Regions from separate parts of the Homo sapiens genome. Here region 1 is linked to region 2. The links are chromatin loops, found by intact Hi-C in ENCODE. Cell type or tissue: CD4-positive, alpha-beta T cell. All regions are shown on one strand. Each heading gives the region's core, and the rest is flanking DNA. Links, peaks and the distances in the headings are about the cores only.

Region 1 (8,668 bases), core at 387-8,386, 54 kb before region 2:
CCCAACTACTTGGGAGGCTGAGGCAGGAGAATCACTTGAACCTGGGAGGCGCAGGGTTGCAGTGAGCCGAGATCGCGCCACTGCACTCCAGCCTGGTCAGGAAGAATGAAGCACCATCTCAAAAAAAAAAAAAAAAAAAAAAAAGAAAGAAAGAAAAAAAAGAAAAGAAACTATTAATGTTATATCTTAAGTAATGATTAAACGTCCTAAGGAAAACTAGATTTTATAGGAGTTAAGATTTTGGAAATATTATTTATAATTAGGCTGGCCCTTAAAGTCTTCTTGAAGGAAGTAGATTCCAGGCTGGATATTTCATAATGACTAGGATTTTCAGAGCTAGAGAGGAGGGTGAAGGATATCTGCATTTTCATCCTATTTGAGGGTTTCACCTTAGCTTTCTCCCTGACTCTCCTCTCCTCCCTCCCACCTCTTCTTTTCTCCTTCTTTCCCTAATGTGTAATGTTTCCTCTCTCATTTATACATTTTAAAATTAATGTTCATAGGATATAGATTTCCATTCTCATTTGTGGAAAAATGACAACAGGAATAGGATAAAGGAGAGGACTGTCCTCCCACCGCAAAAATAGATGCACACCTGGGCAGAATTCAAACAGCAGAAGTGTGTCTCTTTTAAGAGACTGGAGACTGATTGCTTTGGAGATGACATTGAAGGATAAATTGAAAGGATGCCCATTTTAGGAAAATTTTAGCAATAAAAATTAAAGCTGTTATCACAACTTAATGGTAATACTCATCATGGTAGAGAATTTGAAAAATACAGAATAATGTATTCACTATTAACATTTTGATGCATTTCCTATTTGAAGACGTTTTTTGACAAAGTTGTCCTTTATAAAATGTAATATTTCTTGTGGGCTATAAAATTTGATTTGATTCCTTTTTAAAAACTTTATTTTAATGTAAAAGAAATGTAGTTGAAGTAGCTAGCTGTGAGATAGATAGCAAAGGCCAGAATTCTACTACTTTGTCATCTTATGTCCCCTTATGAGCCTGATCATGGCCTCAATTACTGATTTGTCACTTAGCTAATATTTGTGAATGAGCATTGAATTGGAGTCCTTCGTCATTGGATGGTTTAGTAGAAAGGGCAATTGGGAGAGAGTTGAGGCAGGGGTGCTAGACAAATCGGTGGAAGGCTCGGAATTTCAGTCTGAGCTCAATTACTATCCAGCTTGGTTATTTCAGTGGAAGTATTTCTGTATATTAGAAAAAATTTCTTATTTGTAAAACAAGGAGCTTGATTAGTTCTTTTTAATGTCCCTTTCAGCTTTACCATTTCCAAAATATGAAATAAATAGAATCATGTGGATGTACCCTTTGAATCTGGCTGCTTTTACTTAGTATAGCGGGCTTGAGATTCATATTCATCTGTGTCATATGTACTTTAGCTCAATTTTATTTCTTCCCTCACTCCCACAAAATGTTGAGGAAGTACCAAATGTGTTTTCGTAGTAAGAAGGTATAGATTATTGCTTTTGGGTTAGAGAGATGGGAAACATGAAAGAAAATAGCATTTGAGCTGAGCGCTGAAAGACATTTAAATGCCTGAATCCTGTGCAAAGCTGAGTAATATGAACTGTTCATGAAGGGAAGAAACCTTTGCCTATTTGATCCTTGACTGCTGGCTATGAAGAGAAAAACAGAACTTTCTGGGAGATGAGGACTCTCCAGTGCTTGAACTTAATATAAATCCAACTGTCTCTCAGCTGGGTCTTCACTGTCACTGGTGCTAACCTTGGATTCACCTCTAATTTATTCCCTGTCACATTTTTCATTGCATATTTCCAGTCTTCTCTATTTCTGTTTTGCTCTTTCGTTTTCTGAAAATATCTGCCTTTTGATTACTGAAAAAATTGTAGCTGTCTGATTTGAGCCTCACCACCTCCCTCTTCAATACTTTACATTTTTCTGTTTTTACCTACCTTCTCCTTTTTTTTTTTTTTGCATCTGACAAAGAAATATCTCTCTTTACCCCCACCGCCTCCATTATTTGAATTGTCTTCTCGTACCCTTCAGGTTTCTGCCCTATCTTTCAACCGCTATTGTTCTTACCTTTTCAGCATATCCCTTCCACAGACTCTTTCAGTCTTTTAAGTTTGCTCAGGTTTTATCAACCTCAAGTCTTTCCTTCCACCCTATCTGCCCCTTTGAATTATCATCCTCACGCTGTCCCGCCAGTACCTGACTTATGAAAGAAACGATCATCACTCACCACCTTGGCTTCATTATTACCTGCTTTTGCCTTTATTCCTTGCAATCTGGATGTGTACCCAGAATTTTGTTGCACTTTTTTTTATTGTTGATTCTTTTACGATTTTATGCAAAAGTAATTGTAAAAACTTGTATGTAAACATGAATGTAGCGTTTAAGTACTCATATCTACCACTGTGGCCATAAAGTAGAATGTTACCATTCCTCAGAAGGCTTCTGTAGGCCCACCCTGAACATATTCCATTTTTCTACCACAAAAATAACCACTATCCCGAAGTTAGCGTTAATGGTGACATTGCTTTTCACTCAAAATATTTTTCCATCTACATATTTATCCTCAAATAACACATTACTTAGATTTGCCTGTTTCCATAATGAAATTGAATTATACTGTACCATGGATATTTTATTACTGATTTCTTTTGCTCAACATTATGTGTTTGAGATTCATCCATGTTAGTACATATACCTATAATTCATTTTCACTGGATATAATATCCCATTGTATGACTACATTAGAATGTTTGTTTATTCCATTATTGATGGACATTTGGGTTATTTCTAGGCTTTTGCTATTACAAATAATATGGCTATAAATGACTTTGTACTTATCTCTTGATACATATTGTGAAAAAGTCCCCAGAGTATTTTCTTTATTTTTATTTATTTATTTATTTTTTGACAGAGTCTCACTCTGTCACCCAGGCTGGAGTGCAGTGGCACAATCTCAGCTCACTGCAACCTCGGCCTCCCGGGTTCAAGCAATTCTCCTGCCTCAGCCTCCCTAGTGGCTGGGATTACAAGCACCCTCCACCACGCTCAGCTGATTTTTATATTTTTAGTAAAGACGGGGTTTCACCATGTTGGCCAGGCTGGTCTCAGACTCCTGACCTCAGGTGATCTGCCCGTCTCGGCCTCCTGAAGTGCTGGGATTACAGGTGTGAGTACCCAGAGTATTTTCTTAATAGTGTTATTGCTGAACTTGTTCTAATGTTACTTAGTACTGCCAGCCAGTTTTCCAGAGCATTTGTACTGGTTTATACTGCTACTAATAGCAACTGGGATTAACCGACTTTGCAATTTTAGCCAATTTATCAGGTGTAAAATGGTATCTCATTGGGGTTTTAATTTGCATTTCCATAGTTTCCAAGCAGATTGAACATCTTTTCCTGTGTTTATGGGCCATCTGTGTTTCTTCCTTTGTTAAATTCCTGTTCATTTATCTTGCCTATTTTTTCTGTTGGGTTGACTTTTTCTTATTGACTCATAGGAGTTCTTTGTGTATTCTGAATACTAATCCTTTGTTGTTTGTATGGATTGTAAATATTTTCTTTTTTCAATTCACTTTATGTAGCCCTTTGATGAGCTTTTAATTTTAAAGTAGTTAAATTTATGTGTTTTCATCTTTTGGTTCTTGATAAAGAAATTCTTCACTTTCCCAAGGTTAGAATGATATTCTTTTATGTTATCTTCTAAGAATGTTATAGTTTTGCATTTCACATTTTGGCTTTTAATCCTTCTGAAATTTTCATTTTTCTTTCTTTTTTTTTTTTTAGTATAGTGTAATGTGTCTAGTTTTTTGTTTTTTGTTTTTTAAATAGATACCCAGCTACCCCTTTATTAAAAACTCCACCCTTTCCTCATTGATCTGTCATCTTTCATCCCTTCCTCACCTCTGTCATGTTTCAAGTGTTCATAGGTGTGTGTACCTCTGTCTCTAGACTCTGCACTGGTATATGTGTTGATCCCTATGCTAATACCACACTGCCTCAATTATTATTGCTCTCTAAATGTTAATATCTTGATAATCCACGTCTCCATGTTTTAAAGAACATCTTGGCCCCATGCCATTCTATGTAAATTTTAGAATCAACTTGTTAAGTTCTACCCCTCTGCTCCAAAAAAAAGACAGAGAGAAAATAATTTATTGAGATTTTCATATGAATTTACTTTGAATCCATAGGTCAGTTTGGGGAGAACTGACATTTTTACAATATTGAGCTGGCATCTGTCTATACAACTGGCATACTATAATAACTGCACATTTTTAATTACTATTTTTTTTCACTATGTTGCTCAAGCTGGTGTCAAACTCCTGGCCTTAAGCGATCCTCCCACCTCTCAAATCTCTGGGATTATAAGTGCGAGCCTCCATGCCCAGCCATGTCTTTGTTTTTAAATAAAGTTTTATAATTTTCTGCCTATGGAACTTGCTGTATTTTGATAGATTTATTTTCAGGACTTTGTATCTTTTAAGTGTTTATAAATAAAATCTTTAAAAATTGTTTTCATTTGGAATATACAAAGACAATTTTATTATTATTATTATTTTTTGAGACAGGGTCTCACTTTGTTGCCCACACTGGAGTGCAGTGGCAGGATCATGGCTCACTGCAGCCTCGACTTCCCTCAGATCAGGTGATCCTCCCACCTCAGCCTCCTAAGTATGTTACTTAGTACTGGGACTATACTGTTACTAAGTAGCTGGGACTATAGGCACGTCCCACCACGCCTAGCTAATTTTTCTTTTTCTTTTTTTTTTTTTTTTTTCTTGTAGAGGCGGGGTTTCACCATGTTGCCCAGGCTGGTCTCTACTCCTGGGCTCAAGGGATCTGCCCGCCCTGGCTCACGCCTGCTAGGATTACAGGCGTGAGCCACCCTGCCTGGCCACAAAGGCAGTTTTAAAGTAGATTTTGTGTGCTGCATCCTCATTAAACTCTCTTATTCTAATAATAAATTATTAGATTCCTTAGAACATTCTGTACACACAAATCACCTGCAAAGGGTTTTATTTTGTTTTTTCCAACTCAGATGTTTTCTTTTTTGTCTTGTTTTGCTGGATAGGCCTTGGAGTATGATAGAAGTAGTAGTAGTGTTACCAGTGGCAAATATCCAAGTTTCACAGCATCAAATGTGTTACCGGTAGAAGGTATTTGAGTCACTGGCGGCAAATATATACGGGTCTGCAGCAACTTCAATTCTTGCCTCCTCAGAAGAAAGAATTCGACTGAGGGGCATAAGGCAGCAGAAGAGACCAAGGCAAGTTTCAGAGCATGGGTGGAAGTTTACTTACAAAGGCTTTAGAACAGGAAAGAAAGGAAAGTACACTTAGAAGAGTCCCAAGCAGGCACCGAGGTCAAGTGCAGTGTTTAACCTTGATCCTGGGACTTTATAGGCTGGCCCCTTTCCCATGATTCTTCCCTTGAGGTGGGCTGCCCACATGTGTAGTGCCCTCCTTACCCTTGGGAGGTGAGCAGGCGCAGTGTGTTTAGGAAGTTGTAGACATGCCCATCTGAGGTTTTCTTCCCTTTTCTGGTGGTGTGCCCCCAGAAGGTCATATTCCGCCATTTTGTCTCTTAATGCACATGCTCAAGAAATTACTTCTCCCTGGTCCCTGCCTTCAATTAACACTTTAGCACAACAGGTGTGGACCATTAGGAAATGGCCTTTCCCTGAAGCCGGCTGCCAATTTATCACTTAGGCAATATGAAAACTGCCAGACCATCACCCGACATTCCTAGTGGGCAAGGGAAGAGCCCTCTGCCCTGCTCATGCCTGTCTACCTATTGTAACAGTAACTGGCCCCCTTATCTTCTTCTTAATCTTAAAGGAAATGCTTTTAATTTTTCACCATAAACTATGATGTTTATTTATTTTAATGCTTATTCTTTATCAAGTTAAAGAAACTTGTATTCCTATGCCAAGATTGCCCCCCCTCCCCCACGCCTCCCCCCCCACCCCCCCCCCACCCCCCCCCGCTTCTTTGTGAGACGGGGTCTCACTTTGTTCCCCAGGCAGGAGTGTAGTGGTGTGACGTGGGCTCACTGCGGCCTCAACCTTCTGGGTTCAAGCAGTCCTTCCCCTCTCAGCCCAAGTTGCTGGGACTACAGGTGTGCACCATCACGCCTGGCTGATTTTGGTATTTTTGGTAGAGATGGGGTTTCATCATGTTGCCCAGGCTCATCTCAAACTCCAGAGCTCAAATAATCCACCTGCCTCAGCCTCCCAAAATGCTAGGATTACAGGTGTGAGCCAGCACACCCAGTCCTTATGCCAAGAATTTTTATCATAAGTGGATATTGTATTTGTCTAAGAGTTTTATGCATCTTTTGAGATTTCTATATGATTCCACCCCGCCCTTTATTGAACTTGGTGAATCTTATTAATTGATTTTTTTTTTTTTTTTTTTTTGAGACAGAGTCTCACTCTGTCTTCAGGCTGGAGTGCAATGGCGCTATCTCGGCTCATTGCAACCTCCGCTTCCTGGGTTCAAGCAATCCCCCTGCCTCAGCCTCCTGAATAGCTGGGACTACAGGCGCACATCACTACACCCAGCTAATTTTTGTATTTTTAGTAGAGATGGGGTTTCACCGTGTTGGCCAGGATGGTCTCGATCTCTTGACCTCGTGATCTGCCTGTCTCGACCTTCCAAAGTGCTGGGATTACAGGCATGAGCCACCGCATCTGGCCTAATTGATCTTTTTTCTTTTCTTTTTTTTTTTTTTTTTTTTTTTGAGACGGTGTTTCGCTCTTGTTGCCCAGGCAGGAGTGCAGTGGCGCGATCTCGGCTCACTGCAACCTCTGCTTCCCAGGTTCAAGTGATTCTCCTGCCTCAGACTCCCTAGATCTACCTTAGCCATAATATTTTATATTAGTAGATTAGGTTTGCTATTATTATTTAGTATTTTTTCATATATGTTTATGAATGAAACTGGCTTGTATTTATATTTTTCACACTTTATCAGGTTATGGTATCGAGGTTATGCTGGTCTCATAAAATGAGTTAGAAGTGTTTCTGGTTTTGTTGTTCTCTGGAAACGTTTGTGGAGGATTAGAATTATTTGTTCCTTGAATTTTTGGAAGCACTTGGGTAAAATCAACAAGGCTTTTTATTCTCTTGGGAAGATTTTTACTTACCTACTAATTCAGTTTCCTTAAATGCTGTGGGACTCTATGGATTTTCTATTTCTTCTTGAGTCAGTCTTGATAAATTATATTTTCTATAGAGTTATTCATTTTTAAGTTTTAATTGTATTGACATGAAACGCTTCACAATATATTCTTAATCTTTTTATTATCTGCAGCTTTTTTTTTTTTTTTTTTTTTGAGACAGGTTCTGACTGTGCTGCTCAGGCTGGTCTTGAACTCCTGGCCTCAAGTAATTCTTCTGCTTCAGCCTGTCTAGAGTGCTGGGATACAGGCTTGAGCTACTGCACCTGACCTGCAGCAGTTTTTGATAGGCCTTTTTGTTACACTTAAATTGTTTGTTTGCTCCTTCTCTCTTATTTTCTTGTTCCATCTTACCAGAAGTTTATACGTTACAAAGTGACAAGATTCTTTTGAAAGAACCAAGTTGGTGTTTCTATTATGTGGAAGTTTTTTTTAATGGTATTCATTATTGGTCTTACCTTTATTATTACCTTTCCCTCTATTTTCTTTGGATTTATTTATTTCTCAGTGCTCTTATCCTTATCTTCTCTGTACCATTTAATAGTATTAAACCACTCCATCCTTGTAGCTTTCTCATCCCTGGCTCCTGAAACACACTAGACTTTTTTTAAAAAAAAAAAAACTATTTTTGTTTTAGATGTAGGGGGTAAATGCACAGGTTTGTTACATGGGTATATCGCCTGATGCTGAGGTTTGGGATTCTAATGATTCTGTCACCCAAGTAGCAAACCTAGTACCGTAGGTAGTTTTTCAGCCCTTGCCTTCTCCTTCCCTTCCCCCTTTTGGAATCCCTAGTTTCTGTTTCTGTCTTTGTGTCTTATGTGTTTAACTCCCACTTAAATGTGAGAATATGTGGTATTTGGTTTTCTGTTCCTGTGTTAATTCACTTAGGAAAATGGCCTCCAGCTGCATCCGTATTACTGCATGGATTTTGTTCTGTTTATGGCTGCATAGTATTCCACGGTGCATATGTACCATATTTTCTTTATCTAATCCACTGTTTTGGGCACTTGGGTTGATTCCATGTCTCTGCTGTTGTGAATAGTGCTGTGATAAACATGCAAATGCAGGTGTCTTTTGGGTAGAACGATTTATTTTTCTTTGGGTATATATCCAGTAATGGGATTGCTAGGTTGAATGGTAATTCTGTTTTTAGTTCTTTGAGAAATTGCCAAACTGCTTTCCACAGGGACTGAACTAATTTGCATTCCTACCAACAGTGTGTACGTGGTTTTTTTTTTTTCAGCTTTGTCAACATTTGTGGGTTTGTTTTTTTTTTTTTTACTTTTTAATAATAGTCTGCCTAGTGTGAGATGGTATCTCATTGTTATTTTGATTTGTATTTCTGATGATTAGTGATGTTGAGCATTTTTTCATGTTTGTTGACTTGCTTGTATGTCTTCTTTTGAGACGTGTCTGTCTTTGCCTGCTTTTTAATGAAGTTTTTTTTCTTGTTGATTTAAGTTCCTTATAGATTTTGGATATT
Region 2 (8,668 bases), core at 385-8,384:
TGTTCCATTGTGTCTCAAAAACTTGTAAAAATTCCACAGCCCTTAATAATCTCAACCAAACATGCCCCGCCCCCAATTCATTTTCCAAAATATTTTTCATAGTGACAAAATTGTTGATTCCTCAGGAAGATATAGCAACTATAATTATATAGCCACCTTAACAACAAAGGCCCAAGATACAGGAAACAAAAAGGAATAAAATTCAAAGAAGAAATAGACAATTCAACAATAACAGTTGCAGACATAGTATTTATTTGAGCCACGTTAAAAAAAAAAAAATTCAGGCCATGTGCAGTGGCTTATGCCTATAATCCCAGCACTTTGGTAGGCCAAGGTGAAAGGATCGCTTGGGTCCAGGAGTTCAAAACCTGCCTGGGCAACATAGTAAGACCTTGTCTCTACAAAAAAAAAAAAAAATGAGCAAAATTAGCCAGGCGTGGTGGCACGTGCCTATAGTCCTAGCTGCTCGGGAGGCTGAGGTGGGAGGGTCACTTGAGCCTGGAAAGTTGAGGCTGCAATAAGCTGAGATTGTACCACTGAACTCCAGCTTGAGAACAGAGCGAGACCCTGTTTGGGGGAAAATAAAAAAAAGCCGTGAAGGATATACAACATTTGAGCACTATCAACCAACTTGTTCTAACTGCCATCTGCAGAACACTTGGTCCAGCAACAGCAGAAAACACATCCTTTTTATGTACACATGGAACATCCATCTCCCAGGATACTTTTAGCCATAAAACAAGTTTCAGTAAATTAAAAAGGATTAAAATCATACAAAGTGTGTTGTCTGATGACAACTGAGATAAACTAGAAATTAACAATAGAAAGAAATTTGGGAAGTCCCCATGTATTTGAAAATTAAAACATGCATCAAAGAAGAAATAACATTTCTCCTCTATTTTCCTATCAGGCCGGTATTACCCAGATACCTAAGCTTAGATAAATAGCACAAGAAAAAAAAATTACAAACTCATATTCCTCGAGAAAATATAAACCAAAACTCTCAAAAGAATCTTAGCAAGTCAAATCCAGCAACATACTGAAAAAATCGAACGATTATATACATCATGGCCAAGGAGGATTTATCTCCCAGGAATGTATGGTTAGTACAATAACTGAACATCAATTAATGTAACACATTATAATAGTAGAAGAAAGGACAAAAACCACATAATCATCTCAGTGGATACAGAAAAGATATTTGTAAAAATCCAAAACCCATTCATGATGAAAGCTGAAATACAAAGGAACTGCCTCACCTGATAAAGAGCACTTACTAAAACTCTCCAGCAAATAGAATACTTAATGGCAAAAGACTGAATACTTTCCCCACTAAGATTGAGAATTAGGTAAGAGTGTTTGTTTGCTCTTGTGGACTTCTGATTAACATCGTCCTGGAGGTTATAGCCTCCAGTAAGGGGGAGAAAAAAAACGGAAGACAATTTGGAAAGGAAGAAGTTAAACTGCTTGTATTTGCATTATTCTATATGTATAAAAATACTAAGGAATTCACCAAAAAAAGGTATCTAGGACTAATCAATAAATTCAGTATTGTTGCAGAATACAAGATTGATATATAAAAAATAAATTACATTTGTATGTACTATCAATGGACAGTTCAAAAATGAAATTTAGGAAATAACTTGTATGTAACAGTATCAAAAGAATAAAATACTTAGGAATAAACTTAAAAGAAGTGTAAGACTTGAACAATGAAAACTACAATTTGCTGAAAGAAGTTAAAAGAAGTCTAAATAAAGAGACATTTCATATTCCATGTTCATGTTTTGGAAGACTAAGCATTCTTAAGATGACAGTTTTTCTCCAGCTTGAGATATATGTGCATCTCTCTTTCTCTCTGATTTCAAGGTTTATCCACATTATAGCATAAATATATATTTTTTTATTTTATTTATTTTATATATTTTATTATTATTATTATTTGTTTTCGAGACAGGGTATTGCCCTATCACAGTGGCGCAATCACATTTCACTGCAGCCTCAACTTCCCAGGCTCAAGCAGTCCTCCCACTTCAGCCTCCCCGGTAGCTGGGACTATAGCCACATGCCACCCGCCCAGCTAATATTTGTATTTTTTGTAGAGACGAGGTTTTGCCATATTGCCCAGGCTGGTCTCGAACTCCTGGGCTCAAGCAATTCACCCACCTTGGCCTCCCAAAGTGCTGGGATTACAGGCATGAGCCACCATGCTCAGTCTTCCAGCTTGATTTATAGATTCAACAAAATCATAGTAAAAATTCCAACAGGTTTTTTCTTTGTTTTGTTTTAAAGAAATCGATAAACTCTTGGAAGGGACCAAGAATAGCCAAAACAATTTTGAGAAAGAGTGAAATCAGAGGATTTTCATGTCCTAATTTCAAAGTTTACTGTAAAGCAACAATAATCAAAGCAGTGTATTACTGGTATACATATAGATATATAGATTAAATGGAACAAAATTAAGAGTCCAGAAGCAAAACTTTAAATTTATGCTTTATTGATTTTTGACAGAGGTGCCAAGGCAATTCAATAGGGAAAGGACAGTCTTCAACAAATGGTTCTAGGACAACTGGATATCCATATGCAGAAAGAGGAATAGAGGAATTTAGATCCTTACCTTACACCGTGCATAAAAATTAACTGAAATGGATCAAAGGCCTAAATATAAGAGCTGAAACTATAAAGTTGCTAGTAAATAAAGTAGGACAAAATCTTTGTGACCTTGGGTTAAGCACAGAGTTCATATACACAGCACCAAGAGAACGATCCATAAAAGAAAAAAAAATTAGTAAATTCAGCTTCATCAAAAGTAAAATCTTTTGTGCTTCAAAAGCCACAGACTGAGAGAAAACATTTGCAGATCACATATCCAATAAAGAAATTGTGTCTAGAATGTATAAACAACTCTTACAACTCAATAGTAAGAATATAAACAACTCAGATTTTTAAATGGACAAATGTTAGTAGACATTTTACCAAGGAAGATATAGGAGTGACTAGTAAGCACATGGAGAGATATGTGACATTAGCATTACTCATTAGGGAAGTGCAGATTAAAACTGTAATGAGATACTACTTTGTACTCACTAGAATGGCTATAATCAAAAAGACCCAAGATGATAAATGTTGGGAAGGATGTGGAGAAACTGGAACTTTCATGCATTGCTTGTAGGAATGTAGAATGATACAGCTTCGGAAAACATCTTGGCAGTTCTTTTAAACATAAATTTACCGTCCTACCCAGCAATTTCCCCAAGAGAAATGAAGACATTTCTACACAAAAACTTCAATGTGAATGTTTATATAGCAGCCTTATTTATAATATCCAAGAACTGGAAACAAACCAGTGCTCATCAACTGGTGAATGAATAAACAAAATGTGTTATATCTACACAGTGGAATATTATTCAGCCATAAAAATTAATGAGGTGTTGATTCGTGCTACAATGTGGATGAACCTTGAAAACAGAATGTTAAGTAAAAGAAGCCAGATGCAAGAGACTACATATTGTATGATTCCATTTGTGTGAAATGTCCACAAAAATCTAGAGACAAAAAGCAGATAACTAGGTAGGAGTGTGACATGATTACAAACAGGCACAAGGGATCTTTTTTGGGAGTGGAAATGTCATAATCTGGATTGTGATGATGGTTGTATAACTGTAAGTTGATTAAAAGTCATCAAATTTTAAAGCTGGATGAATTTTCATGTGCTTACTAGTCACTCCTATATCTTCCTTGTTAAAATGTCTACTAACATTTGTCCATTTAAAAATCTAAGTTGTTTATATTCTTACTATTGAGTTGTAAGAATTGTTTATACATTCTGACACAATTCCAGTTCCTTTATTGGATATGTGATCTGCAAATGTTTTCTCTCAGTCTGTGGCTTTTGAAGCGCAAAAGATTTTACTTTTGATGAAGTTGAGTTCACTGATTTTTCTTTTCTTTTATGGATCATTCTCTTGGTGCTGTGTCTGTGAACTCTTTGCTTAACCCAGGGTCACAAAGATTTTGTCCTACTTTATTTACTAGAAGCTTTATAGTTTCAGCTCTTATATTTAGGCCTTTGATCTGTTTTAGTTAATTTTTATGCACAGTGTAAGGTAAAGATCTAAATTCCTCTTTCTGCATATGGATATCCAGTTTATAAGTTGTATCTCAATAAAAGCTGTTTGAGAAAAGACAAGACAGGGCGGGAAGCACAGGGAAGTGCCAGGTACTATATACACACCTTGACTATAGCTTCCTACTGCCCCTGTGAGGTGGTTGGTGGTATCTTATTTTGCTGTTGAGGACATTGAGGCTCAGCAACAATAAGTTCACTAGTCAAAGTTACCCAAGTAATTAAATTGCCAAGTTGCCAAGAATTTACAGTCATGAAATACATATATTGATGAAAACATGACTCACTGACTGGGATAATTAATTTGAAGATAATTTTAAGTTGTTATACCATAATGCTTATTTATATAACATTTATATTGGAGACGCCTAGAACAATTTTGAATGCTTCTGGAGTCATCATCTTCTGGCCTAGGTTAAATTCACTGATAAAATTTGACTGGGATTTTCTTTGTAAACTTAAGGGATTTAAGAAAACAGTTGGTGAATGATTTGAAGGTGGCTGGAGAGTAAAGAAATAACTATTTTAAGCCTTTTGAGCTCAAGATATTAGGACTTATAAAAATAGGCAATTCAATTTCAGAACTTTGAAAGGGAAGTAGTACCCATAGGTAAAATCAGGTTAGATAAGGTGAGAAATTGGTCAAAAAAAGATTGAAAGTACATTGAAATTGCTTAGCATGGAAGAGAAATAAAAGATGTTCACCTTACTATGTGACAGGGGGCATGTCTTAAGAGAAGATTAAAGCGAAAAAGGGTATATGAATCTGCCTAACACAGGACCCTACACAGCATCCAGTGTTCAGTGGTTGATTGTTCTGAGAGATTTAGAACCAAAGAAGTAATGAACGAAAATAGGATTCATAGTATCTACAAAGATGTAATGATATTTAGGGGCAGTGGCAATAAAAATAAATCACTTATATTTTTCAGAAGGGTAGACAGAGGAAGAAAGCCTTCCTTTTTATTTAACAATAAGAACATTATGTTTACCTCATTCATTTGGCAGCCACTTTTGCACAGCTTTATAGGAGGTGAAGAAAGTAGTCAGTGCTGAAATAAATGATGTCTGAGTCTCTCCCAACCCTGTGACATGTGATAAAAACTGAAGAGTGGAAGTGAGAGTTCAATTCTAGATGTTCTTAGTACAGACCAGAAGAAGGTTTTAAAACAGATTTTTGGAAGGACAAAATTGCCTGAATTTGTAACAAGATTGTTATGAAAGAAGAGCATGTTCTGAAGCTTGGTAAAAGATTTCATCACCAAAAAATGTTATTATTATTATTATTATTATTTTTAACGGAGTCTTACTTCGTCACCCAGACTGGAGTGTAATGGCGTCATCTCGGCTCACTGCAACCTCCACCTCTTGGGCTCAAGCAGTTCTCCTGCCTCAGCCTCCTGAGTAGCTGGGATTACAGGCGCCCACCACCATGCCTGGCTAATTTTTGTATTTTTAATAGAGACGGGGTTTCACCACATTGGCCAGGCTGGTTTCGAGCTCCTGACCTCAAATGATCCACTCACCTCAGCCTCCCAAAGTGCTGGGATCACAAGCGTGAGCCACCACACCTGGCCTTGTCTTACCATTTTCAGTGGGGCTACTAGAAATTTTTAAATTACATATGTCTTGTATTTCTGTTAGACAACACTGATCTCAAACATTAAATAATCCCAGCAAATGTGTTTTAGTGTTTAGTAATGATATATTTAATGTCAGTTAGTCATTTATATCCAAATGTTCATTCTCCTTAAACCAAAAGCATATTCAGGCACTTTTTTCTAAGACCTCACAAATAATTTCTTTTTTTTTTTTTTCTTGAGATGGAGTCTTGCTCTGTCGCCAGGCTGGAGTGCAGTGGCGCAATCTTGGCTCACTGCAACCTCCGCCTCCCAGGTTCAAGCGATTCTCCTGCCTTAGCCTCCCGAGTAGCTGGAACTACAGGCGCGTGCCACCACGCCCAGCTAATTTTTGTATTTTTATTAGAGGCAGGGTTTCACCATGTTGGCCAGGATGGTCTCAATCTCTTGACCTCTTGATCTGCCCACCTCAGCCTCCCAAAGTGCTGAGATTACAGGTGTGAGCCACCATACCCGGCCTACAAATAATAATTTCTTAGATCTTAATTTTTATGCTTTTATGAGATTCATAGTATCATTGTATGTTGTTTTTTTTTTTACCACAATGGACTTTTTGAGAGCTAATTTTTATTACAGAATAGTTGTTTGAATGTAGAGAAGGCATGTAGTCATTTTTATACTATGTTGTTGTTGATACTGAATTCTTAGAAAAGCATATAACTTTCTGTTTTTCTTCTCCTTGTTTTGATTTTTCTGAGGAGACCCCTAAGGAGATTTCTGAATGAAAAGAGCTTTACAGAAGTTTTTCTTCTTTTGCTTTCTTTTTCTTCCCCAGAGCAGTTGTATTCCATAATTAGAGCTTCTATGATTCTTTTGTTTCTTGAATAGGAAACAGGCAATGGAAAACTTCTCTGTTTCTTTCATTGCTCATATCTCTTAAAGTAGGGTTCCTAGCTGTGATCCTAAAATGTTTGGTTTTGTAGTTAATTTCCATAAAAGCACTAAACTAGGTTATTAAAGGACAGCTTTACTAGGTGGTAGGTTAATTATTCCATTGATTATAGAGTTTGGCTGAGTAAAGCCACCATTCTTCCAAAACCATTTACAAAAGGTCATCTTCTAATCTGTTTGTCTTTTCAGGCACTTCAGACACCACCTCCAACAACACAGCAACCGTGATTTCCACAGCGCCTCCAGCTTCCTCAGCAGTCACGTCCCCCTCTCTGAGTCCCTCCCCTTCTGCCTCAGCCTCCACCTCCGAGGCATCCAGTGCCAGTGAGACCAGCACAACACAGACCACCTCCACTCCTTTGTCCTCCCCTCTTGGGACCAGCCAGGTGATGGTGACAGCATCAGGTTTGCAAACAGCAGCAGCTGCTGCCCTTCAAGGAGCTGCACAGTTGCCAGCAAATGCCAGTCTTGCTGCCATGGCAGCTGCTGCAGGACTAAACCCAAGCCTGATGGCACCCTCACAGTTTGCGGCTGGGTAAGGCGCTTTCTCATCTCATTCACGTCTGAGGTGGAGGTCATCCCTGGAATTACTCACAGGGGAGACTTTACATCACTGACTTAGATGGGGAAAAAAATGTCTTTAAAGCAGTAATCTCTTTGAAGTGGGCTGTTTTGTGATCATACAAGGACTTTGATTATAGTTGAGTTTATGTTTCTTAACACCCTGGGAAGGGCAGTAGTCATACCTTTGTTTCCAGATGAAGACCCAAAATACCAGGTCACTAATTACCTTAGTGACGGGGCCAGGAAGAAAGCCTAGAATTCTTGACTCTTATTTTCCCCATTAAACTCTCTCAACTGCCTACTTCCTAATTCTCAAGCATAGATAAGAGATGTAATAGGAGTCTCAATTTTATACTGTTATTGTCACACATTATAAGAATTATCTTGTAAATATATCTTTTTCTCTAGAATGTTTCTTTCATTTTGGAAAGAAAGAGAAATAAGTCTTTCAAAGAAGGGTCAAAATGACTATAAAAGTTTTACATTTTGTGCTGATCATAACCTCGTTTGTATGAGTAAGCATCCAGGAAAGCAGTAACTGAGAAGCACAAACCATAGAAGAGTAAAGAAAAATAAATATTTCCACCTATTTCCCCAGCTGGATTTTCGTTTTGTAAGTTCCTTTTGGTGTGTTGTCAAAATGAGACCTGCGTCTGCATGGTAATAAAGTGACTCCTCTTTTGGACTTGCAGAGGTGCCTTACTCAGTCTGAATCCAGGGACCCTGAGCGGTGCTCTCAGCCCAGCTCTAATGAGCAACAGTACACTGGCAACTATTCAAGGTCAGTAGAAGCCTTTTTCTTAATTTGGTGGCATGCACGTGTGTGTGAGTGTGTGTGTGTGTGTGTGTGTGTGTGCTTGAGACAGAGATAGAGGAAGTCTGCTTTGCTAGAGGTAAAAGTGATGGGAAAGAGTCAAATGCTGACTAACTTGTTCTTGAGAACTAAGAAAATGTCCTCGTAAAAAAGCTTTGTAAGAAAAGTATAGGTGTTAGTATGTGAGTAAAAGCAGGAAATATACTTAGTTTGGTATATGGTAAAAAACCAGAACTTTCATGCTAATATTGATCTTATGTGAGTAGACTTGAAGCCAGATTTTTTTCCCCTGATAAGTTTATCCCAAGTATTAATCTAAAACCCGTCTCTAGGCAAACTTGACCAAGTAAGACTCTCCAGTTCCCAGCTGCACTCCTGAGAAAGCTGTGCATGGGAAAGTCCTGTAATGAACAAACATTGGAACACATCAGGTGGACCTCAGGAGTGCTTTTAATTCTCATTAAGTTCTGCTCTTTTTATATCGCCGTTAGTGTAGAACATATATTCTCTTGGATTATAATGTCTCTTTTCCAAGCTCAGCTGGGTTCCTTTTGCCTTTTAGCATGTTACCCAGGGCAATATTCATTCCATATACTGAAGGGTTCCACTTGTTTAGTACCTAAGCTTTCTGTC

What was found. A loop is a pair of places that touch in the nucleus more often than their neighbours do. Peaks named below come from ENCODE experiments on the same cell type or tissue, not always from the same donor. Only the 100,000 strongest peaks of a DNase experiment are listed, where the experiment ranks them.
Region 1: it touches region 2 in a loop (3-fold over the local background); 2 of 110 quality-filtered maps call a loop at or near these places.

The regions. Positions count from the first base shown.
Region 1 is chr1:167,351,400-167,360,067 of GRCh38, forward strand. All of the region lies in intron 2 of POU2F1 (POU class 2 homeobox 1), which reads left to right. Among named protein-coding and RNA genes, the nearest start is that of POU2F1, 130 kb to the left of the region's middle. In CD4-positive, alpha-beta T cell, for the core only: no CTCF peak of the experiment used is centred there; no DNase peak of the experiment used is centred there.
Region 2 is chr1:167,405,113-167,413,780 of GRCh38, forward strand. It overlaps POU2F1 (POU class 2 homeobox 1), which reads left to right. Exons shown (of 16, transcript NM_002697.4): 14 at 6,847-7,192; 15 at 7,914-8,002. Among named protein-coding and RNA genes, the nearest start is that of CD247, 110 kb to the right of the region's middle. RefSeq lists a silencer at 7,866-8,066. In CD4-positive, alpha-beta T cell, for the core only: no CTCF peak of the experiment used is centred there; a DNase peak (open chromatin) is centred at 4,260.